Regions from separate parts of the Homo sapiens genome. Here regions 1, 2, 4, 5, 6 and 7 are each linked to region 3. A link is a contact called in ENCODE Hi-C or POLR2A ChIA-PET data. All regions are on one chromosome and are shown on one strand. Each heading gives the region's core, a stretch centred on a gene start or an enhancer-like site at or near the end of the contact. The rest is flanking DNA. Distances are from core to core; before and after follow the strand shown. Region 1 overlaps LINC02245 (long intergenic non-protein coding RNA 2245). Region 2 holds the start of AFTPH (aftiphilin). Region 3 holds the start of SPRED2 (sprouty related EVH1 domain containing 2). Region 4 has its middle 77 kb from the start of SERTAD2. Region 5 holds the start of SERTAD2 (SERTA domain containing 2). Region 6 holds the start of SERTAD2-AS1 (SERTAD2 antisense RNA 1). Region 7 holds the start of LGALSL (galectin like).

Region 1 (3,110 bases), core at 86-2,585, 520 kb before region 3:
GTCCTGCCTCTGAGCTCTCATTCATCCTGATAAAAATTTGTCCCCAGTTATTTTTAGGGTTTCCCACTGCCATGGTTGTGCTGGGGTCTCTCGTCCATAGCTGCAAAACACTGGCATTCTCCTGTGATTTTTGAGTCCATGGATACAGCCTTCTTCCACTCCACACAGTCCGTGGAAGCCCCCCATCTGGCTGGGGTACACGAATCAATCTTGGTGGGCCCGGAGACTCGATTCCTCAGAGGCACCCTCTGCAGCGTCACCCCGGAAGTCTTGCCACACCACCCACCCCCCATTCTCACCTCTCCTTTCTGCCTTCTTCCTTCTCTCCCACCTGCCCCTCAGAACACATACTCTTGAATGAGTTTAAGTTTTTCAAGAGGAAGAAGTACATCAGCCTTGCTGAAATAATCGAATAAGGGGATACCAGCAACATGGAAACCAGAAACCAGCCTGGACAACCTGGTGAAACCCCGTCTCTACTAAAAAAAAAAAAAAAATTTCAAAAATTAGCCGGGTGTGGTGATGCGTGCTCATAGTCCCAGCTACTCAGGAGGCTGAAGCACGAAAATTGCTTAAACCCGGGAGGCGGAGGTTGCAGTGAGCCGAGATCACACCACTGCACTCCAGCCTGGGCGACAGAGCAAGTCTTTGTCTCAAAGTAATAATAATAATAATAAACATTGAATGTACCTCTTCCTCAGGGAAAGGAGGTTAAATAAAGCTGGATTTCCATCTGAAAAGGGAGATAGAGGGGAAATATGGACAATAACATATGAAGTAAGAGTCAGAAAAAAATCTGTACATGTAAATAGATGTATATGGAATCACCTCATAATGTCACGGTGATTGTTTATGGAGAGTGAGGTTGCAGGTGAGTTTTATTTTCGACCCCACCTCTGGTACTCATGACCTTTGTGTGGCCCTCTCCCACTCTGTAACAGGGCGAGTTTGGGTGACCTATAGAATACAGCAGAAGTGAAGGTTCGTCACTCCCCACTGAGGCTATATAAAGGGCTGTAGTTTCCATCTTGGACACTGTCTCTCTTGCTCTTTCTCTCACATCATTTATTCTTAAGGGAAATTTTGTCCTGAGAAGCACTATAGAGGGGCCCAGCCATGGCCTCCTGCCAACAGCCACATGAGTGAGCTTAGAACCAGACCCTAGCAGGCCACTGATGCAATCCATCTGTAGTCCCAGCTAGTTGGGAGGCTGAGGCTAGAGAATTACTTGAGCCCAGGAGTTCAAGGCAGCAGTGAGCTATGATCACAACGCTGAAAAAGCAGCAGATCCTGCAACCTGCCAAGGCTTCACATGAGAATAGCCCTGACAACATCTGGACTGCAACCTCTTGAGACTCCCTGAGTCAGAACTACCCAGCATATTTCAGACGAGACCATAAAAGAGGAAGAAAAGAACCACCTGGCTGAGCTGCTCTCAGTGATAGTGAGATAACAGATGTTTGATATTTTAAGCTGCTGGGTTTTGGAGATAACCTGTTACACAACAACAAATAACTAACACAGTATTTTCCCCGCAATTTTCAAGTTCTATATAATGTACATATATTGCCTTACAACCAGAAAAAAAATGTTTTCAAAGATCAAGTAAATCCTTCATTCCAGTGTGATACAGAACAACCTGTTCAGTTGTCTGTCTGAGTACCATCACTGCTTTGCACACCTGTACCCACTGAAGTCCATGTGGTAAGACACCAGCTACACACCAGGGAGGCCTGAACAGGGGTTGGTCTTAATTTGGTTTTGCCAGAGAACTTCGTGTTGCAAAACATCCCATAAAAAGGGATGATTCTTTTCGTGTGATGCAGGTCTTGCAAATGTAGCCAAAAATCAGTTAATTCCCTCAGGAAATTGGATAACATTTAAACCTGGTTAACTGCCTCAAACGTTGTATAAAGTAATAAATAGCATTTGACTATTACCAACAGCTACATTTTGTTTATAGAGGATTTTCTTTCTTTTATTTTTTTTTATTATTATTTTTTTTTAGAGACAAGGTCTCCTTCTGTCGCCCAAGCTGGAGTGCAGTGGTGCAATCACGGCTCATTGCAGCCTCAACCTCCCAGGCTCAAATGATCCTCCCAGCTCAGCTTTTTGGGCACCTGGAACTACAGGCACATGTCACCACACCCAGCTTGGATTTCCCAAAATTGGAAATGTACATTTTTCTTTTGAAGGTCAGTGGGCCTAGAACAAAATGTGGCATGGTAGGGAGAATGCTGTCCTTGAACCTGAAGCCTTCCCTCTGCCAGGAACAGCTCTGTGGCTCTGCAACAAGTCACTTTGCCTCTCTGGCCAGTTTCCTTATATGTAAAACAGCAGTGTTGAATATACTATCTCTAATGACTCCAAAAATTTGTTACCCTATATAGTCTTGCTTTAACCTACCATGGTATTTTGGCTCTTGAATGACAAGCCTGAGCCCCCACTCATGATGGATGTTGCACTATCCAGTATGGAGGCCACTATGTGCATGTGGCTAAATTCAAATTAATTTAAATGAACTAAAATTAAAATGTATTTCTCTGTTGCAGTAGCCATGTTTCAGGTGCTCCATAGCACCTGCAGCCAGTGGCGATGTATGACACAGCGCAGAGTTAGAGCACTTCCACCATCACAGAAAGTTCTACTGGACAGCTGCTCTAGGGCCTCACCTCTCCAAGTGTGGTCCACGAACCAGCAGCACCACATTACCTAGGAGCCCTTAGAAATGTAGACTGGGCTCAGACTGGGCACAGTGGCTCACGCCTGTAATCCCAGCACTTTGGGAGGCCAAGGCAGGCTGATCACCTGAGGTCAGGACTTCAAGACCAGCTTGGTCAACATGGTGAAACCCCGTCTTTACTAAAAATACAAAAATTAGCCAGGCGTGGTGGCAGGTGCCTGTAGTCTCAGCTACTCGGAAGGCTGAGGCAAGAGAATCGCTTGAATTCAGGAGGCGGAGGTTGCAGTGAGCTGAGACTGTGCCATTGCACTCCAGCCAGGGCAATAAGAGTGAAACTCCGTCTCAAAAAAAAAAAAGAAAAGAAAGAAAGAAAAGAAAAGAAACGTAGACTCTTGGGCCCTACCCCAGATCAGCCGAATCAGAATCT
Region 2 (2,717 bases), core at 49-2,548, 910 kb before region 3:
CCAGCATAACCACAAAGCAATTGATACTCCCATTTAAAGTGATGCAGTCTCCGTATATCTTACAGCGATTGAATAGTAAAGAGACAAATGCGGGTCCATTGGAGCGCTCCGAGTTAATTTGTCTAGAACATTGCAGAGGCGGGATAAATCGTGATGAACTGCTATTGTCCTTATCTTTCTCCTGATTTGTATAATTCCTCCACCCAAAGGGGTGGACACTTCTCTGTGCCTGAGGGGATGTTTTCCATTCTTGTTTCTTTGCGTAACTGCTGAGCTTTGCTGTTTTGGAACTATTTTAAATTATTCAAATTACTGATGCAGACGTTTGGCAAATATGGGCAGAATGAGGGGCCGGCGGGGGTCATGATTTGTAGGACCCCGGGCTCATCATCCGAGACAGTAATCATAATCCTGTAGCCTTGTAGTCTGATTGTTACACTGGCAGGTGTTCTAACAGATATTCATTGTAAAGGAGGAGGAAAGGTAATATTTTTATTACCTTTATATAAATAACAGTTGATTATATAAATAATCAACTGTTCAGGACTGATGATGGAAACAAAATCGGTTACGACCTCTGTTCCAGAAATGCGTTTGAATGCATAAGTTTATGGTGATCTCTTTAGCTTCACTAGATATTCTCCGTAAGGGTCTATGAAAAACGACCACCTTCTCCATCCATTAGCCAAATTCCGGACTACTATTTTCTTGTCGGTCTCGAAGACGATTTGTCAGTTTGGCGGCTGCTTTCCCACCTTAAATTCTATTTATCGCAACCTCTTGTTATTTGTTAAATATCAGCTTCTTCCTCTGTCGGCATAAATTTAAAAAGAGGAAGAGACAGGCTGTGAATGAAAAAGTCGTTTTTCGGGGCGAAAAGGGCAAGCTGACGAATGCTCTCTAGTAGGTTTTTGGTAAAAATGTGGTTCTATATTTCCAAACCTTTACAATTTTATTTGGAGAGCAAGAGACTTAATCCGGTCTTGAGCTGAACGTTAACCGGCTGAAAGGAGCACCTGTCCTTCGCCAGGAGCGCAGCCTCAACCGGCGCCTGAGTGCGGGAAGACGTCTATCCCCCTACAGCTCTATGACTCGCAAGGAAGTAAAAGGAAAGGGCAGCTTGCCCGCACCCAAAATGGCGGTCGGCGCTCTGCACGACAGCGCCTGCGCAGGGATAAGCGTTCTGTGACACCAATTCCCCTGGAGTGTCCTCCCCCACCCCACAGCACCCACCAGCGCCCGGTCCCGACCTAGCCACCTGCGCCCGGAAGTGACGTGTCGGCGGCAGCGGTTCCCCCGCTGCATGATGGGAGAGTGTGTGGAGTGGGCGGGGGGTCTCCGCGGAGGAGGTGGAGGAGGCGGCGGCGGCGGCGGAAGAGGGCGGAGGGTAGTGGGATGGGGGTCCCGCGGCAGCGGTGAAACTCCGGGTGGGCGTCCATGGTGCTGCTGCGCTGACAGGGCTGTGAGCAGCCGGCCTTCCGCTCTCACCAGTTCCGCGTCGGAATAGACGGTCCTTCCCCGGGGAGTCAGTTCCTCCCCGGGCCCCTGAGCCATGCCCATCGCAGCCGCCCCGAAGGAGCCAGGTAAGCGCCGCCGCTCCGCTCCCCTAGCTGCGCCGGGGAAAGAGGGTGCGGGGACCAGGCCCGGCCCAGCAGCCAGACCCTCACCCGGGCCGGGAGCATCTGCCCGCCGCGGAGCCGGGAGCTGTGAGGACGGAGCTGGCTCTGCGGGCCTGCGGGCTCCCGGCTCTGCTCTCTTCTGCGGCGAGTGCGGGAACGCCGCTGGTGGCGCCCGAAGCGCACGGCCCCCTCCTCGCCATCCCGGGCACCGGCCGGGTAAGTGGGAGTCCTTCCCTCCCCGGCCACCGCCGGCTCTCCCTGCCCCTTTGCTTCCACCTCCCAAAGCTCCGCGCTGGCTGCGTTCTCCAGGGAGCTGTTCAGAAGTTTGGGGCTTTGCTTGGGCTTCTTCGCTCTCCTTCCCCCTCCCTCGTGACAGGTGTAAACACTGCCTCCTTCACCGAGGCCCGAGGCTGGCCGCGACCTGAGTGTGCTGCTTCCAAGGGTCTCTGAAGCAAGCGAATTTGGAATCCTCCAACAGGCAGAGGGGACAGCCCCAAAGCTCACGCATCCCTTCCTCAGAGTACCTTTTCTGCTGTCTTCTTGCACTCTTCAAGAAATTATCTGCGTCTCCTCTCCAGTTTGCGTTTGAAAAGTTGGACCATATTCCTTAAGTGCCTGGTTTGGCAGGTGCTGCGTCTTGCTTGGGGCAGAGGCAGAGTATGGAGTGAGGGGTGGTAGGGTCCTTGCTCTATTAGGAAAGTAATGGGGATAGCAAGGTTTTTTTTTCCTTGTTGCTTTGTGCAAGTTATAGCTTGGTTATACTGAATCTTTTCTGTTGGGGCCGAGGGAAGAACTGACTCATACATGTAAATTTTTTACTGGGCGGGGGGATGAAACAAAAGTAATGGTTCCGTTTCAAAGTTCTCACTTTAGGAGAAGTAAAGTAGAACTTTGGTTTTCAACTTTTCCTACAGTGTAAGTCTTCCTTCCACCTCCTATTCCGAGGATTTTATTTGGTGGAGGGGAGACACAGAGTTTATCTTTGATGCTACACTTAATTGTTGCTTTCAGTTAACCTCTTAGACATTAAAATATATGCTAAACTCTAGGGACAACAAATGTTTCAACATTATTATGTTAATATAATTAACACAGTCA
Region 3 (2,788 bases), core at 168-2,667:
AGCCCGTGCACGCGCACCCGCGAGGACACTCACATACACACACACACACGCGCGCCCCCAGCGCGATGCCCCGCACGCCCCCGCCGCACACGCCTCGGTCCGCCCCGAGCCGCCCGACCCCGCAGGACGCGTGTGCCGGCCACAAGCGCGTGCACAGGCACTCACGCGCCGCGGGGCCCCTCGGGCGGCTCCAGCACGCCGGCCCGCGCGGGGACCCTGGCGCACCAGACCCCCGCGCAGCCCGCGCCTGTCCTCCTCTCGCTCCGCCGTGTTTTTTATGAATGAAAATGTGGTATGCAAATGAGAGCGATTCAAGAAAACGAAATGGCGGAGCCTAGGCCCCAGTGGGCTCCGGAGCGGACTGCAGGGCTCGCGGGGCGGCGGGAGTCACAAAGTCACTGTGCAAAAACCCACCAGCCCCGGGAAGCCGGAGTGGGGGTGTCAGGTCTTCCGCTCTAGCCGCCGAGGATTTCGGGGGCGGGGGAGCTGTAAGTCCTCCGAGAGGGAGCGGAGACCGCCGGGAGGTCACCCGCACGCCCTTGGCCCCCGGAGCTGCCACCAGCCCGCCGACCCTAGGCGTGCGCCCGCCAGCCCGCAGCAGTTTTTGCCCTCTCCTCACTTCAACAAGCAGGGAAGCCTCGCGTCCCAACGCCGAAAGGTCAGCGAGTCGCTGCACCCCACGCCAAGTTCACCCAATAAGCGTCCCCGCCCGCATCCTCAGCCCCGGCCCCCACGCTGCCCCTGAGGGGCACCCTCGTCCCACCCCGCGACCAAACTTACTCGTCTGGGTGTGTTTCTTCGGTCATTTTCTTGTTCACCTAGACGCCTGTCCCGCGGCGGGCAGCTTTGCTCCCTTCATCTTCCTGTCCGCTCGCCCCCCTTCTTCACATCTCCGGAGATCGCCTGATTTGGGGAGGGGGGGCGGCTAGAGATGAAGAGGGCGCCGCAGCAGAAGGGGAAGCAGGGCGCGGGATAGGGTTTGGGGGAAGGGGTGCAAAGGCAGGCTGCGCGGGGAGTGAACGCCGCAGCGCCGTGGGGAGAGGCGGGCGGAGGCTCCGGGGGCTCGGGAGCGGGCAGAGGGGGCGAGATTTGGGAAGGGGACGGCGGTGGGGGAGAGCAGGAGAAAAACAAGCGCGCCTCGGAGCGGCAGGGACTGCTGCGAGGAGGAGGAGAGCGCCGGCCGCGGGTGGGGGGGCTCAGTCCGGGGTCGCCCCCGGGGGGCCGGGCCAATCACGGTTCCGGGGAGCGGTCGGCGGCCGGGGGAGGTGCGCCTGGGAGGCGGTGCAGGGCGCCCCGTCCGAGCCCCATCTCTCGACTCCACCGATTTACTCCATATTGGATTCTCACCGCCGCCAACAGGAGGAGGAAGTAGGGCGGAAGCGATGACGTCTTCCCAGCGGCCAGAGGTGGTGGAGTGCAAAAAGCTTCCTACTTGCGACCGAAAAAAAGGGAGAAGAAAAAAAAAAAAACTTTGTCCCGCCTACTGAGCACGCCCCGCTTCCTCTCCCCCTCCCTCCTGGCTTCCACTCCCGGGGGAGCCGCGGAGCCGAGTTGTTTGCTTGCGCCGCGACCGTCTGGCTCCGAATCCTCCTTGATTAGGGCTCCGGGTTTTAGGAAGCCCGAGAGGAGGGAGGAGGCGGGAGCGGAGGACTCGTACACATCTGGCTCCCGTTTTTGCCCCCTCCCTCCTTCCAAACACCAAGATTAAAAATCGGGGGGTTGGGCGGGGGCAGAGATGGGAAACTCAAGGGAGGGGAGGGAGTAAAACAGCTGAAGAGGTGCTCAGGCTCAGAGGCACAACTACCCCCACCGCGGGGTGGGAAGGTAGGGGCGGCGCAGGTGCCAGGGGCTGGCTTCTCCAGCCCAACCCAACCAGAGAGGGGAGGGGGTTCGACTTTGCCAAGGTTCTGAAAGGCAGAGGCTTTTCCGTTTCACGTGAATCTTGTGATTTTTTTTCTTTTTTGTCTCAATAGAGGAATGGATTTTTGTTTTGTTTTGTTTTGAGATGGAGTCTCGCTCTGTCCTCAGGCTGGAGTGCAGTGGCGCGATCTAGGCTCACTGCAACCTCCACCTCCTGGGTTCAAGTGATTCTCCTGCCTCAGCCTCCCGAGTAGCTGCGACTACAGGCGCGCGCCACCACGCCCAGCTAATTTTTGTATTTTTAGTAGGGAGGGGGTTTCATCATGTTGGCCAGGATGGTCTCGATTTCTTGACCTCGTGATCCGCCTGCCTCGGCATCCCAAAGTGCTGGGATTATAGGCATGGGCCACCGCACCCGGCCAAGGAACGGATGTTTTTAAGAATCATTACTCATGCAAAGAAAAAGGTCAACCCAGCACAGCCCAGAAACGTTTGCATTTCCGTAGAAATTATGGAATTTCTCGCGTTAAGAAGCAGCCCCGGCCGGGCGCGGTGGCACACGCCTGTAATCCCAGCACTTTGGAAGGCCGAGGCGGGCAGATCACCTGAGGTCGGGAGTTCGAGACCAGCCTGACCAACATGGTGAAACATCGTCTGTACTAAAAATACAGAATTAGCCGGGCGTGGTGGCGCGTGCCTGTAATCCCAGCTACTCGGGAGCTGAGGCAGGAGAATCGCTTGACCCCAGGAGGTGAAGGTGGCGGTGAGCCAAGATTGTGCCACTGCACCCCAGCCTGGGCAACAAGAGCAAAACTCCATCTCAAAAAAAAAAAAAAAGAAGAAGAAAGAAAGAAAGAAAAAGAAACAAGAGACATAGTCCCTATCCCTTGCTGCTCTCCAAACACAGTAGACTTTTCCATCCTCTTGA
Region 4 (3,020 bases), core at 275-2,774, 700 kb before region 3:
CCCGAGTAGCTGGGACTACAGACACACGCCACCAGGCCCAGCTAATTTTTGTATTTTTAGTAGAAGCGGGGTTTCACCATGTTGGCCAGGCTGGTGTCGAACTCCTGACCTCAGGTGATCCTCCTGCTTCGGCCCCCCAAAGTGCTAGGATTACAGGCGTGAGCCACCGCGCCCAGCCCAAATGTACTTTTTCTCTTGGGTATATTTTAGTCAACTATTGTATAGATGCTAGCTTACTGAGGTTGCTAAATAATTAACTTCTGATTATCACAGCTTTATTTAAAACTCTTTTTTTTGAGTGCTTGCTATCTGCCAAAGTACATTTTAAAAAGCCGTTTATTTTTTAAAACTACATTTGCTTTAATGTATAGGATGTTAATACATTTTCAGTCTAGGGTAAACTAAAATCAACATAAATTTGTATTCCCTAAACATACACCTCCCAGGTGAGCTGCTCCAAGTTCCGGGCATTCAGCAGAGAAGGTCCACATACTTCACTATGGATAATCCACAGATATCTAAGCACTCTTCCTGCCTATTCTTAATGTCACCCTGAAAAACTAACTTAGTCACAAACAGAAAACCAAGAGCTACCTACAGCCTGAAGTATTCCCAAATCATATATGCAACTATATAAATCATGGAAGGTAATAGTTCTTTTTCTACTTTTTGTAACTGCCTGAAAATAAACCAGAAGTGGGCACATGAGAAAAGACAACTATTTCATATAACAAATAAGTTATATTTTCACCAGTGGCTATTCAACTTTCTCCTCCTCCCCCAATAAAATTCTGATTTCTAACTAATAGAGCAGTCCTTTCATGTTGGTTTTGTCTCTTCCAGTTAACAACACAAAAGAATTACGACGATTCATCCTCTCAATTTTATGTAGCTTTCAGAAGCCAAATGAGCAACAGGATCATCTTGTTAATAAATCTTTCCAATTAAGTTGTGAGTGTAGGCTTATGTTAGATTTTTCAAAGGCTCTCTCAGAAGCAGAGGAGTGGGTTACCTTATTGTCTAGGAGTTCCCAAATGCAGAAAGAGTGTATCTGATGTTAATGCACAGATGTCTTGACTGGGGAAAAAAAGAAAACTCATAAATCATCACCCCACACATTTTAGATGGGAGAGGAAATAGCAGAATGGAACAATTAACAATTACTATTCTACAGAAATTATTTAATATAGTGGAAAGAGAGACAAGGCAGGGTTTAGAAGGCCTGAATTTCAGTCATTCCACCACCATTTACTAACTTTTTTATTCTCTGGACTTGAATTGGCACATTTCTAACATAGGAATAGCCACAATTCTCTTGCTGATCACACAGATTTGTTGTTGGGATTACATGTGAAAATTCACAGATAAGTATTTTAAAAACAGTTTTAAAGGGCTACTCCAGTATTTCTGACATTAACAAATTTCTCTGCATTGCATTCACTCAAGCGTGACTGAAGATGATCAAAGCCAGCCCTTCCACAGCTCTGTCAATTGGGAATCTCTGAAGTGGGTCTGCTATCACCACTGCATGGGGTGACGTCAGGCTGTTGTTTACAGGAGAAGAGAGGCTGCCAATTTCCACTGAGCCCAAGACCTCTATGGCCAGGCTTCTCAGTCTGCACGTGAGCAAGAATGGACTCTTTATGCGTGGCATGTGTGGACATGCACCAGTTCACGTTCAGCGGCACTAAAACAACAAAACTGCTTAACTGCTTGGTGTGTGCACAACAGCATGTACTTTGGATCTTACGATTTCACTAAGAAGACTAAGCAAAATTGATCAAAATGCAACTTTCACTTTTGTTACTCTGAAAGCGGGGAAAACCTGTCATTCGGCAACTTTATCCTCAGTTTGATTTTTAAAAAGCATTTTGAAAGCAAAACAGTTGATTCTAGTTTTTACAGAACTCTCCTCAAGCTCTACATTCACTAACAAAAGAACTATGGACAAAATATTTCAAAGCATGAAATATATTCAGACTGCAGTAACCAAGTTTTATAGGAACCACTTCATTTTCAGAGTGGTTGCAGTTGCTTCCTCCTATAAGTTCAGGAAGTACTCACTCAAGTACTAACATAGTCTAACTGAATCCACTTTGGGGAGATATTTTGTTACATTTATTACTATAAACAGGAAAAAAATCTGGCTTATTAACATTTGCCCATTCATGAAATTTCCTGGCAGAAAGCAGCCTGTTAAATCAAATTTAGAGGGCAAAAAAGAAAATAGGGGCTGCTTTCATTATAATCTTTCTTCAACTATCCATCACCTTCTGGGACAGCAGTCAAATCAGGAATAATATGGGAGCGGATCGTGTTTATAACTGGCAATGAAACTTTACCTCAGACAATAAATCTCGTGTAAATCCTAACACTGGAACACTGAAGAAGAGATGGAAGAGATGTGGGAAATATTCTTGGTCCCTGGAAATTAGTTTCTTTGGTCCTGTTTTAAGTGTAGCTGAAGAAAGGAGAAACTATGGCTCAGGAATAAAATGAAGCCCAGAAAGAATCCCAAGTTCTGTTTTTGGCTCTGCAGTTCATTACATATAATCCTAGGTCAAACACTTAGCCAAGATGGTCCTTATTCTCAGTGTATGAGAAATGGTGATGATAATAGAAAATACTACTTTTCAATTTTTAAGAGGACATAAGAAAAAAAGAAGACAACGAGTGAAAGTTTTATGCAACATTACATTACAGGAACTAGAAAAGAACAGAAACATGGACTGCGCATTCAGCCGGACCCTGGCCATCTCCTCTGAGAGCTGCGGAGGAGAACTCACTAAATAAGGGGGAAGTGCCATGAGCACTTCCTTCATTTTATAGTTAGACATAACAGGAGCATAAAAAGTATGACACCAGTTCAACTTTTTCAGGGTTGGTGCCAGCAAGTAACATTAGCCACATATCCTAAACACGTCAAGAAACCTAAAGAGCTATCTATCCCAGGGTTCCTCCCCAACATAAGTGCTAATCCAGATGCCAAACACCTTTGTAGAAAAATGTGGAAGTAGTTT
Region 5 (3,002 bases), core at 496-2,995, 780 kb before region 3:
CAAACAAACTATTCTTGTTCACTCCAGAAGTTGGGATCTTAGGATGGATATTTTCATCTTCACAGCACACCCTAGCACACTCATATCAGAATAGACTGCTATAAAAAGGGGGAGGGATGGGAGCTGCCAGGGTGAGACATGCCTTCTGCTGAGCTGAGCAACTACCCCCAACCCCCATCGGCCAAGCAGCCCAGACGCTCTCAGGTGGACGGTCCTTCAGGGGCGGAGCGAAGCCCAAAGCCCACTTCACTCTTGTCAGGGACTAGTCTCTAACTACAAAAAGCTACTGTGAACACTTAGGGCCTCAGGAATCCTGGTGACTACAACTTCTAGCCTCTTTACACACATTATGGATATTTCTTAACATACATTGGGAAATCAAAAAGCGTATTTCATGAACAAAGCTTGAAAACATGTACTCTCTACCCTAAGCCCAACTGAGGCTGCCCAATTCGATTCAAATAAAAACTGCTGTGGTCTGAGGCTGGCTGTCTCACTCTGCTGACTGTCCTCCCCATTCAGTGTCTGTGAAAACTTACTTTCTACCTCCTGAAACGACTCGGCTTGCAAGCAAAAAGTTATTCCAATGCAAACTATACCTGATATTTTCGTGAAACTTAGAAACTAAACCTAAAACTCGACTCCCATCGCAATCTATTACTACCACTTCTGCTAAAGGTAACTTATAGCCAAGAAAACAAAACAAAATACGATTTTCTGTCCATGTAGTGGCCCTGTGACGACACCCCCTCTCTTACTGGTACAAAGTCTAGGGCTTGGGACAGCTGGCTCCCCTCAGCCCCCTCCCTTTCAGTCATAGGCGGTTACCACGAAGATGACTTGTAGATTTCTAACTTAAAAACCAACGAGACGTTAAGTTTAATATACATGTAGATCCCAAATCAATTCATTTGGGCATGGACGAAAGAAAAGAGGGTGGAGAGGAAGGTTTTCAACATTATTAAAAAAAACACCGGGAAATTCACAAAAACGCACTACAGTAAGTTGGATGCAAACCCGGCCACGGAACTCAAAAGTGAAGCAGCCTTCGCGCCAGCAATCCGAGCCTTAAAAAAAGTCTCGCACGTTCACAACAACACAACCGCCACAACGCGCACACACATCCCAGCTGTAGAGGCGACAGCTCCAGGCGCCCCCGCCCGCCGCTCGGCTCTCCGAGCTCCCGACCCCCTCCTGACCCCGGCCCTGCCCCCCAGCGGCTCAGCCCGCAGGCGCCGGGGGTCCGAGAGCGCGGGGCCCGGACCGGGGCCGCGGGAGGGAGCGCTCCTCCCGTACCTGCTCCGTCCCCGGCTCCCTCCCGCGGCGGCGCCCGGCCCCTCCTCCGCCCTCCGGGCTCTCCCAGCCCTGGCCGAGTCCCAACACCGGCCCCCCATCCACCCGGAGCCCCCCGCGCCCGCGGATCCCCTCCAGCCCGACGCCGGGAGAACTTACCACATGCAGCTCCACCTGGGAACTAACGCATCAGGAGGGGTTTCCGCCCACTCCTCAGCTACTCCCGCTCCATGCGGAGTGCCCCGCTCCAGGGGCCCGAGGGTGGCGCCGGGGAGCGGGCAGCAGGCGAGGCTGAAGCTAAGACTCCGCCGTTCTCTGCCTGCGCGCCCCGAGCATTATACAATGGTGGAGGCGGCGGCGGCAGGCAGCGGAGGAGGAAGCAGGAGGCGGGCGGAGGGGGCGCCCTGACCGAGCGAGCGGTACGTCGTGCTCCAGCACTCGCCGTGCAGGAGTGACGTGCGGCCCGCGAGCCTCCCGCGAGCTCCGGGCCCCGGCGCCGCAGGCCCCGCCCCTGGCCGCCCGACCCCGCCCCCGCCGGCCCCGCCCCGGCCCGCCTCTCCCCGGCGGTCCCGGGAGGCGCGATAAAGGCCGGGGCCGGCCGCGGCCGGCCGCGGCCGCAGGAGGAGCAGGAAGGGGCGGCGGGGCGCAGTGGGCGCCTGGTGGCAGCGCCGCCCCCAGCTCCCTGCCGGGCCGGCGCGCCCCTGATTTTCTCGTAAGGACGGGCTGAAAGAGGAGGGGAGACAGAAGGAGACACTCCGGCCCGAGGACCACCACTGCCACTAGTAACGCCCCCTACACACTCTAGAAGTGCTCAGGCGAATGACGAAGCGGCTGGTGACAAAGGCGGCGGCGAGTGCAGCGCGTGCACAGCCCGCGGAGCCGCGCGACCGCAAATATGACAAGCATTTGAGCTATTTGGCAACGTGGGGCCGGTCAGCGGGGCGGGCAGGGTCCCCGCGGGGGGCGAGGGGCAGAGAGCTGGCCCGGGCGCCCGTCTCGCTGCCTGCAGGGGTTCCTGGGCGGGGGTCCGCTGCGGGACACTCCTCCGAGGCCCGCACTGGTCCGAACGGCAGGATGGGGGCTCCAGCCGTGAGCCGGGGACAGAAAAAGTCCCTTGCCCGCGTGGCCTCAGCCCGACACGAGAAGTGGGTCACCAAGTCCACGGCACTTTGGGAGCCGGACCGAACGAGTTGCATCCTTCGGGGCCGGCCGGGGCTCGGTGCAGACCCGGCAGGAGGGAAGCCAAGCTAGGAGACGCAGCCAGGTCGGAGGCGCAGTCCTCTGCCCACAAGTTTCACATTGATAGCCTTTCCCTCCCGTGGAGTAAGCTTATGCTTGGAACTACTTAAATTTACCAGGGAAATTTATACTAGTTGGAAGAGAATGTGTGTATGCCCAAATGGTGAGAATTTAAGAGCACTAGGGAAAGAGGCCAGATAGATGGTTCCACTGGAAAATTAATGATTATTTTAAAAATTACACGTGCATTCAGCGTCAAGATGTAAAAGGCAATGCAGGCAGGCACCTTAAAATTTTGGCTGCCACCCCAATCAATATCATTTCAGATCACTTTGGAGTTTAATGGTCCACTATACTAGTTGTATTTAAGAATAATAAAGCTTTAAGACCTAACATAAAGGCGATTGTAAGTCGTTAACATCAAGAGAAATTTAGACTTGTTTAAACTGTTCTGTAATGATTTGTTATCA
Region 6 (3,042 bases), core at 114-2,613, 800 kb before region 3:
TAAAACTTATAGAAAAAATAGACAAATATGCACATGCAATTTACAGCTTTTCCAACTTAATCCTTGTGCTTCACTTGAACTGTTTATTTTTGTCATTCAACATTGCAACATTGTCTTCAAATGGATTCTTTCCTATACCAGGGTAGTAGGTCTCTGAGGAACCACTCAAAAAAGTGTATTAAAAGTGGTCATACTTGGATGAAGGCACTCCAACTCTGCTCAAAGCAAAAACTAGTGTGATCCTGTTGTAAAATTTTCTTTTTCTCTGAAAAAGGCAAGCAAGGGTGCATGCACAGTGTGGAGAACTGTCAGGGTTATGGGAACGCTCTGGGGTCTGGGTGGGCATAGTCGCTGGGTCCCTGGGTCTTAGGACCCAACAAGCACCTCCATGATGTGGTCCAGCTCTGTGAGGTCCATTTTGAAAGGCTGACTTGGGGTGACAGGCTGACTGCTGTAAGGAGCCAGAGTTTTGAGGAGGTCGTCGGCAGACACAGGGGCCATTTTTGAGGCTGTCCCTGATGAGGAAGTGCAGGGGTCAAAATCATACATGGACGTATCAATGTCAGCAAACAGGATGTCATCCAGGGTCAAGTCTGTCAGGAAACCCGTGGACGTCGTTATTTCAAAATTCCCAGGCAGAGAGTCCATCAGTTTTGAGTCATCTGCGCGGCTCTCTTGAGGACCGTCGAGTTTCTGGGTGCCAGCCTCGCTGGAGGTCCCTTTCACACTGTCAGTCGCAGCCGTGGCCGCCTCTGTGGAGGTAGATGTGGGACAGAGCTCCTCGATCTCGTCCAAGGCAGAGGAGAAACTGTCCTTTTCTGGCAAGAGGGCTGGAGGTGACAGTTTGGTGGGAGCCGTGGGCTGCATGGCCTGGGAGGTGCAAAACGTGTCATCGTCGTCCTCGAGCAGTGAGGCCGGGGTGAGGCAGGCCTCCAGGGGCGTAGTGCTTCCGAGGTCGCAGGGGTGGGAGGACGGGGACGCCAGGTGGCTGAAGGCCGGCGGGGCCTCTCGGTAGCTGTCGCTGGGCTCGGTGGTGGGCTGGGAGGAGGGGGTGAACATGGGCCTCAGGCTGCCTTCCTGTTTGAGTTCCTCCTGGATCCGCCTCAACATGTTGTTAATTAAAACGGTCTTTTGCAAGCTGGGCTCTGTCAGGGGCCTGTGGTTATAGAGTTTCATAAGGGAAATGTTGAAGATAGTCTGGCGCTGTAAGGTGTAAGACACCTTGGATGGACCGTCACAGGGAGACACGATTTTGCCTTCCAGCCCATCTTCATGCTCATCAAACTTCCGTTTTCCTCCTTTACCCAACATATATCTGCAGAGGGGAGAGAGAGGAAATGGCATTAATCACATGAAAGCTGATTTCTCCCATAAAAAAAGAGACTGATTTAGAGGGCAGGACTTGGACCTCAGTTTCCTGCCCAGGGTTATTTACAAGTACACGTGGATTAATTAGGGGTGGGAGGAAGGAAGACCTTTTACAATAAGAGAGAGTTAGAAAATCCACCTTTGTATGCCTGTGGAGCAATTTTTATCACTAGGTAGTCTGGTGAGTGTATTTCTTGAGAAATGTGTACGACACAGACAAGTTAAGAATTACCATGGAAACCATGATTTTGACTTTCTCAGCTCATGTGCTTGTGTTCGCATGCCTAAGATTATCATGCAGGTTCGATTTCCCTCCCCCACGTAGATTTATTTTTAAAGCCCAAGAAAACACTTACAATGCTATGACCTAAACAGATACAGGTGTCATAGATTACAGCTTGAGCACTTCTTAAAGGATTAAAAGAACCAAGTTAAAGAAAGGTAACATGTATAATTTGGGTAGAACTGTGTGTGCTTTCAAAATGCTTTTCCTTCCTCATTAAGCACGGAGTCTTTCTGCCTGGTTGGGGACATGTGGTGAAGCACTGCACCTGTGTTAAATGACCACAGTGACTGAGCCGCCGCCACTTTTCATTTAGAATCAAGGGGAGGAATGCGTATGTCCCAGCCTAAGTTCTTCCTTGGCTCAACTTCATCCACACACAGTTATGTTTGAAGACAACTGGATTAATTTTGAAGTAATTAGCTCTGATTATAAGCATTGCTGTTTGGGTACTCGAGACATTTCCTAACAAACTACCTCCTGTGATTCCAGAGATACATGCATATTTTGAGGAAACCATGACCTCATATCTCAGACCCTGAGAATCTGGTAATGGGTTGAATTTTAAAACTGCAGCCAGGAACTCCTGCCCCATCTTGCCTGCTGCTCACAGGCCAGGCTGTGTCCTCTCTTGCTCTGGCCTTAGTGAATACATTTTATCAACTGGTTGTCACCTTCTGGGGAGTGGGCCTTCCAACTTTCCAAGATCATGTGACATCGTCACAACCTCCTTTCAGAACTTCTACTGTCTAAACAGAACAATCTCAAGTTCATTAGCCTTTGCCTCAAAGATCTCACTTTCTAACCATTTAACAAGAAACCTGTCTTTTGGTGTTCGGACCAGGATCGTGGTTCGAATGAAGCCAGGCCCATGCTTGCTCCCTCACCGTCCCCGCCTCCAGCTACAGCACTCTCAGGGACTCCTGCTAATCCTGTCCTCAGTGTGACTCACTCTCATGTCTTCATATACAGGCAACTGCTTTGTAGTTATTCAATTTCTCTTCTAAATGCCACTTACCTTTTAATGAACTGCTTCAGCTGATTGATCACACCTCATTCAATCCTTTAATAACTTATCCACATCTACACTGTCATAGGCATTTGGCCAGGCCCAGTGGGGAGTCCCACATGAACACCCTGGCCTTCAAGAGGCTAAATAGCCCCTCCTACACCTGATCACCATTTTGAATTTCAAGTCTCGACCTAAAGAAATAAGGCTAAATGGAATATAAACTTCACAGAACTTCTTTCTCATACTTTGTCACAAAGCAGGCCATGCTGCCCTCAAGGCCAGTATACAGGTAGACATGGAGCCTGCCACTTGGGGTAACCGTCTTACCTCATGTCTCATGAGGTCTCCAGAAGAGACAGATGAACAAGCTGCGACCTAT
Region 7 (2,925 bases), core at 192-2,691, 980 kb before region 3:
TGTGTCACTCAGTTAATGATAAAGAACTACTGCACTTTAATGCTTCTTCTCTATACCAGACTCTCAGAAATTGATACATACTAAAGTATGCTTTCAAATGTCAATCATTTCCTATAAGTGCCTAACATTTTAAAGTAATAAAGTGTGATTTTGAGCTAAGACTGGTAAACAAAGTGTGCTGCAGCCACAAGCGTACTGCGCTTTAGCCTCTATCTAGTTCAAGAACCACTTCCAGAGGATATGAGTGAGGCTTACAGGCGTGTGCAGGTAATTCTCCCTGCTCAACTGAGATTACCATCATTAGCTCTGGTCCATAAAGGGAAAACTAAGACACAAAAGCCACATTGATGTTCTAGGCCACACAGCCAATTGCAGTGACTAGAAGAAAGAAGCCTCCCCGGGCGGCGAAGGTTGCAGTGAGCTGAGATCGCGCCACTGCACTCCAGCCTGGGCCACAGAGGGAGACTCCGTCTCAATTTAAAAAAAAAAAAAAAAAAAAAAAAAGGAGCCTCTGAGGGGCCCTCTGGGACTGCAGTAGGTCACACATGCTCCCTGCTTATTAGCATAGAACGCCCCGGTGATTCATGCAATGGAATGTTTCAGCCAAGGATGTCACCTAATAGAGGATATGTTGATACAGCTTTATCTGAGAAGTTACATAATCGTCCTAGTGTGGAAATGCCATAAAGGAATTTCTGGCTTGAATAAAAGAGGTGTGTATCCCCTGGGAAGTACTCCACAAAGGGTATGAGGAGATTTTCAGTGAGAAGCTGACTACCCCAGACTGGGCAAGTGACTTGTTAAAAACAGGGCTCAATGGAGGCTCTCTGAGGACAGTGACTGCGCCCACTTTGATTTGGTAAGGCTTTGACTCCTGCTCGAGAGAGTCCAGGGACCCCTAGACCTGCCTGTCCTTCCACAGGGAAGAGCGACCTTTCTGTATCTAGCCTCCTGGGATAGAAAGGTCCCTACCTTGAGTCCTCTCTGCTTCGTTCTTTCAGGTCACACATTTATTTCTGCAAGCCTTCAGACCTTCCATTCTCTTTCTGCCCTAGAGAGCAGAATGAATCCTTCCCCCGATTTTGTTGGAATTCTCTGAAAGAAATCCTGCCAAGTCTCCCACTCTGGAATACCACCCCCAGCACCCAATCTTCCCTCGACCTCGCCTCCCATCGCCCCACCAGCGCCCAGGACGTGGCAGGAGGAAGGAGGCTGGAGGGAGGGGCGCGGGTGGCACGAGCACCTGTCACCTGACCGGCTCGGGCCCTCACTTCTCCAGCCCCGGCCCTGCCCACCCTCTGGCCGGTGAGAGCCGACAGGGCCCCCGCCCTCCCGGACCCGGACAGGCCCGTCCCTCCCGCCCCGGCCTCCGCCACCGTCCAATGGCCGAGGGGCAGGGCCCGCTGAGCAAGCCGCGGCAGCCCCGCCGGGTCCCCGCCCTGTTCCCGGTTCCCGAGCCGGGCCCCGGAGGCCTTTAAATGCTGCCCAGGGCCGACGCGGCACGGCCCTCGCCACTTTTCTTGGTCGGGCAGCGGCAGCGGCAGCGGCAGCAAGCAGCCCCGTCGGCCCGGGTCCGGGGCCGTTCTGGGCCGCGGCAAGCACCTTCGCCCTCCCAGCTCGCGCTGCCTCCCTCCCCTCCCCTCCTCCCAGGCTCTGCCTGCCAGGTCGGCGCCGGGCCCCGGGCGCGCGCGCGCGCGCCCCCTCGTGTGTGCGCGCGCCCGCCGCCAGCTCGGACCCGCGCCCCCGCCCCCGCCCCGCGCAGGACAGCCCCGGGATCCCCGCCCGCGCGCCGCGTCCCACGTACCCCGCCGCGCCGGGCAAGAAGATGGCGGGATCAGTGGCCGACAGCGATGCCGTGGTGGTGAGTGTGGCAGGGCGCGCGCGAGGCGCCCCTCCCCGCCGTCCCGCACTCCGCCGCCGCCTGCTCCAGCAGTGCTGGGGTGCTGAGCAGCCGCAGGCCCGGCCGGCGCCCGGCGCGTGGGAAGGCGCCCGGTACCTGTTAGCAGCCGCTGGCTGCGCGCGGCCGGTGTTAGGGGCTGGAGAGGCTCCCGGGCTGCGGGGCTCTGGGCTGGGGAGGGAGTTTGGGGAGGATGGCGGGTAGGGACGCCCGACAGCCCCCTCTGTGCCGTGCAACCGCCAGCCAGGTGTGCGCGTGGGTGAGTGTGTCCGGGGCGCGCGCCCCGCCACCGCCCCCGACGTACCGGGGATTCCCCCTTGGAAATGGGTCGGCGCCCGGGGCTCCCGAGAGAAGTTGAGCACGGCCGCTGCACTTCAGTCACGTCCCGAAGGACAGGCCTGGCCCACCGCGCTTCCAGAAGCGTTTACGGTTGGAGAGGGGCCTGCCCTCCTCCGGCGTGGGGCTCTGGCTCTTCGGTGGACCTCGACCTTGATTTTGATCTGGATCTGAAGGGTCTGCGGATCTTCAGAGGCTTAACTACCGGGTGGAAAGGATGGGTTTTGTTCGGGGGTGATGAGATTATCTAAGAGACGGTGAAGAGGCATCATCTGCAGACACTGTGTGCATGTGGAAGGCTGCTGGATTCCACCACATCTGTGTGGGTTCTTCCTCCAGCCCCCCAAAAAAGAGCCCATGGAAAGCCAATCTGTGTACTTCTATTTTTAGAAACTAGATGATGGCCATTTAAACAACTCTTTGAGCTCTCCAGTTCAAGCGGACGTGTACTTCCCACGACTGGTAAATGATTTTGCTCTGTGTCTCTGCCTGTACCTTCCTCCTTTCTCATTGCTTTTTAAAATTTTATTCATTTGTTTATTGCATTTTCCAGTGGGTCAGGCCTTCAGGGTCTGAGGTCTTGGCTTTTCCCTAACAGGCTGTAAAATTCATTTTTCTTCTCCCACCCTTTTCAGATAGTTCCATTTTGTGGGCACATTAAAGGTGGCATGAGACCAGGCAAGAAGGTGTTA

Evidence for each region. Hi-C counts contacts between places; a loop is a spot of excess contacts on that map. ChIA-PET counts read pairs that join two places held with the same protein, here RNA polymerase II (POLR2A). Pooled maps may share reads with other maps.
Region 1: a pooled map shows a loop between it and region 3 (11-fold over the local background). The contact joins the enhancer-like site here to the promoter of SPRED2 in region 3. A Hi-C loop is called at or near these places in 15 of 37 single-sample maps with no recorded cell type and 9 of 50 pooled maps.
Region 2: a loop to region 3 is called in a map of CD8-positive, alpha-beta T cell, with 25 times the contacts of the local background. The contact joins the promoter of AFTPH here to the promoter of SPRED2 in region 3. A Hi-C loop is called at or near these places in 6 of 168 maps with a recorded cell type or tissue (CD4-positive, alpha-beta memory T cell, CD8-positive, alpha-beta T cell, PC-9 and 2 more), 3 of 37 single-sample maps with no recorded cell type and 21 of 50 pooled maps. POLR2A ChIA-PET finds 5 or more read pairs at or near these places in 1 of 52 experiments (H1).
Region 4: a pooled map shows a loop between it and region 3 (4-fold over the local background). The contact joins the enhancer-like site here to the promoter of SPRED2 in region 3. A Hi-C loop is called at or near these places in 1 of 37 single-sample maps with no recorded cell type and 3 of 50 pooled maps. POLR2A ChIA-PET finds 5 or more read pairs at or near these places in 1 of 52 experiments (Panc1).
Region 5: a loop to region 3 is called in a map of heart left ventricle, with 4 times the contacts of the local background. The contact joins the promoter of SERTAD2 here to the promoter of SPRED2 in region 3. A Hi-C loop is called at or near these places in 2 of 168 maps with a recorded cell type or tissue (gastrocnemius medialis and heart left ventricle), 4 of 37 single-sample maps with no recorded cell type and 11 of 50 pooled maps. POLR2A ChIA-PET finds 5 or more read pairs at or near these places in 1 of 52 experiments (HepG2).
Region 6: a pooled map shows a loop between it and region 3 (3-fold over the local background). The contact joins the promoter of SERTAD2-AS1 here to the promoter of SPRED2 in region 3. A Hi-C loop is called at or near these places in 1 of 37 single-sample maps with no recorded cell type and 3 of 50 pooled maps. POLR2A ChIA-PET finds 5 or more read pairs at or near these places in 1 of 52 experiments (activated T-cell).
Region 7: a loop to region 3 is called in a map of ascending aorta, with 6 times the contacts of the local background. The contact joins the promoter of LGALSL here to the promoter of SPRED2 in region 3. A Hi-C loop is called at or near these places in 1 of 168 maps with a recorded cell type or tissue (ascending aorta) and 5 of 50 pooled maps. POLR2A ChIA-PET finds 5 or more read pairs at or near these places in 1 of 52 experiments (activated CD4-positive, alpha-beta T cell).

The regions. Positions count from the first base shown.
Region 1 is chr2:64,913,961-64,917,070 of GRCh38, forward strand. The region is part of intron 1 of LINC02245 (long intergenic non-protein coding RNA 2245); the gene reads right to left. Among named protein-coding and RNA genes, the nearest start is that of LINC02245, 17 kb to the right of the region's middle. RefSeq lists enhancers at 1,532-1,611, 2,525-2,714, 3,085-3,110. Within about 2 kb of position 1,336, at least 6 of the 41 ENCODE cell types and tissues checked have a DNase peak (open chromatin) inside an H3K27ac peak, as active enhancers do.
Region 2 is chr2:64,523,030-64,525,746 of GRCh38, forward strand. It overlaps AFTPH (aftiphilin), which reads left to right and starts at 1,299. Exons shown (of 10, transcript NM_203437.4): 1 at 1,299-1,583. AFTPH-DT (AFTPH divergent transcript) reads right to left here and starts at 1,126. Exons shown (of 1, transcript NR_136167.1): 1 at 1-1,126. It overlaps MIR4434 (microRNA 4434), which reads left to right and starts at 2,484; the gene lies at 2,484-2,536. RefSeq lists enhancers at 856-1,075, 1,177-1,677, 1,678-2,178 and silencers at 1,276-1,435, 1,466-1,545, 1,556-1,805.
Region 3 is chr2:65,431,182-65,433,969 of GRCh38, forward strand. It overlaps SPRED2 (sprouty related EVH1 domain containing 2), which reads right to left and starts at 1,418. Exons shown (of 6, transcript NM_181784.3): 1 at 781-1,418. The coding sequence starts at 806. RefSeq lists silencers at 1-270, 301-350, 1,121-1,320.
Region 4 is chr2:64,729,132-64,732,151 of GRCh38, forward strand. No RefSeq gene overlaps it. Among named protein-coding and RNA genes, the nearest start is that of SERTAD2, 77 kb to the left of the region's middle. Within about 2 kb of position 1,525, at least 33 of the 41 ENCODE cell types and tissues checked have a DNase peak (open chromatin) inside an H3K27ac peak, as active enhancers do.
Region 5 is chr2:64,652,168-64,655,169 of GRCh38, forward strand. It overlaps SERTAD2 (SERTA domain containing 2), which reads right to left and starts at 1,746. Exons shown (of 2, transcript NM_014755.3): 1 at 1,453-1,746. It overlaps LOC124907776, which reads left to right and starts at 1,904. Exons shown (of 1, transcript XM_047446580.1): 1 at 1,904-3,002. The coding sequence starts at 2,113. The coding sequence ends at 2,544. RefSeq lists silencers at 710-789, 1,090-1,419, 1,528-1,822, 1,560-2,379.
Region 6 is chr2:64,635,561-64,638,602 of GRCh38, forward strand. It overlaps SERTAD2-AS1 (SERTAD2 antisense RNA 1), which reads left to right and starts at 1,364. Exons shown (of 2, transcript XR_940172.3): 1 at 1,364-3,042. It overlaps SERTAD2 (SERTA domain containing 2), which reads right to left. Exons shown (of 2, transcript NM_014755.3): 2 at 1-1,315. The coding sequence starts at 1,311. The coding sequence ends at 367.
Region 7 is chr2:64,452,721-64,455,645 of GRCh38, forward strand. LGALSL (galectin like) reads left to right here and starts at 1,442. Exons shown (of 5, transcript NM_014181.3): 1 at 1,442-1,861; 2 at 2,624-2,695; 3 at 2,869-2,925. The coding sequence starts at 1,826. LGALSL-DT (LGALSL divergent transcript) reads right to left here and starts at 2,158. Exons shown (of 3, transcript XR_002959392.2): 1 at 1,805-2,158. RefSeq lists silencers at 1,199-1,618, 1,629-1,698, 1,789-2,088.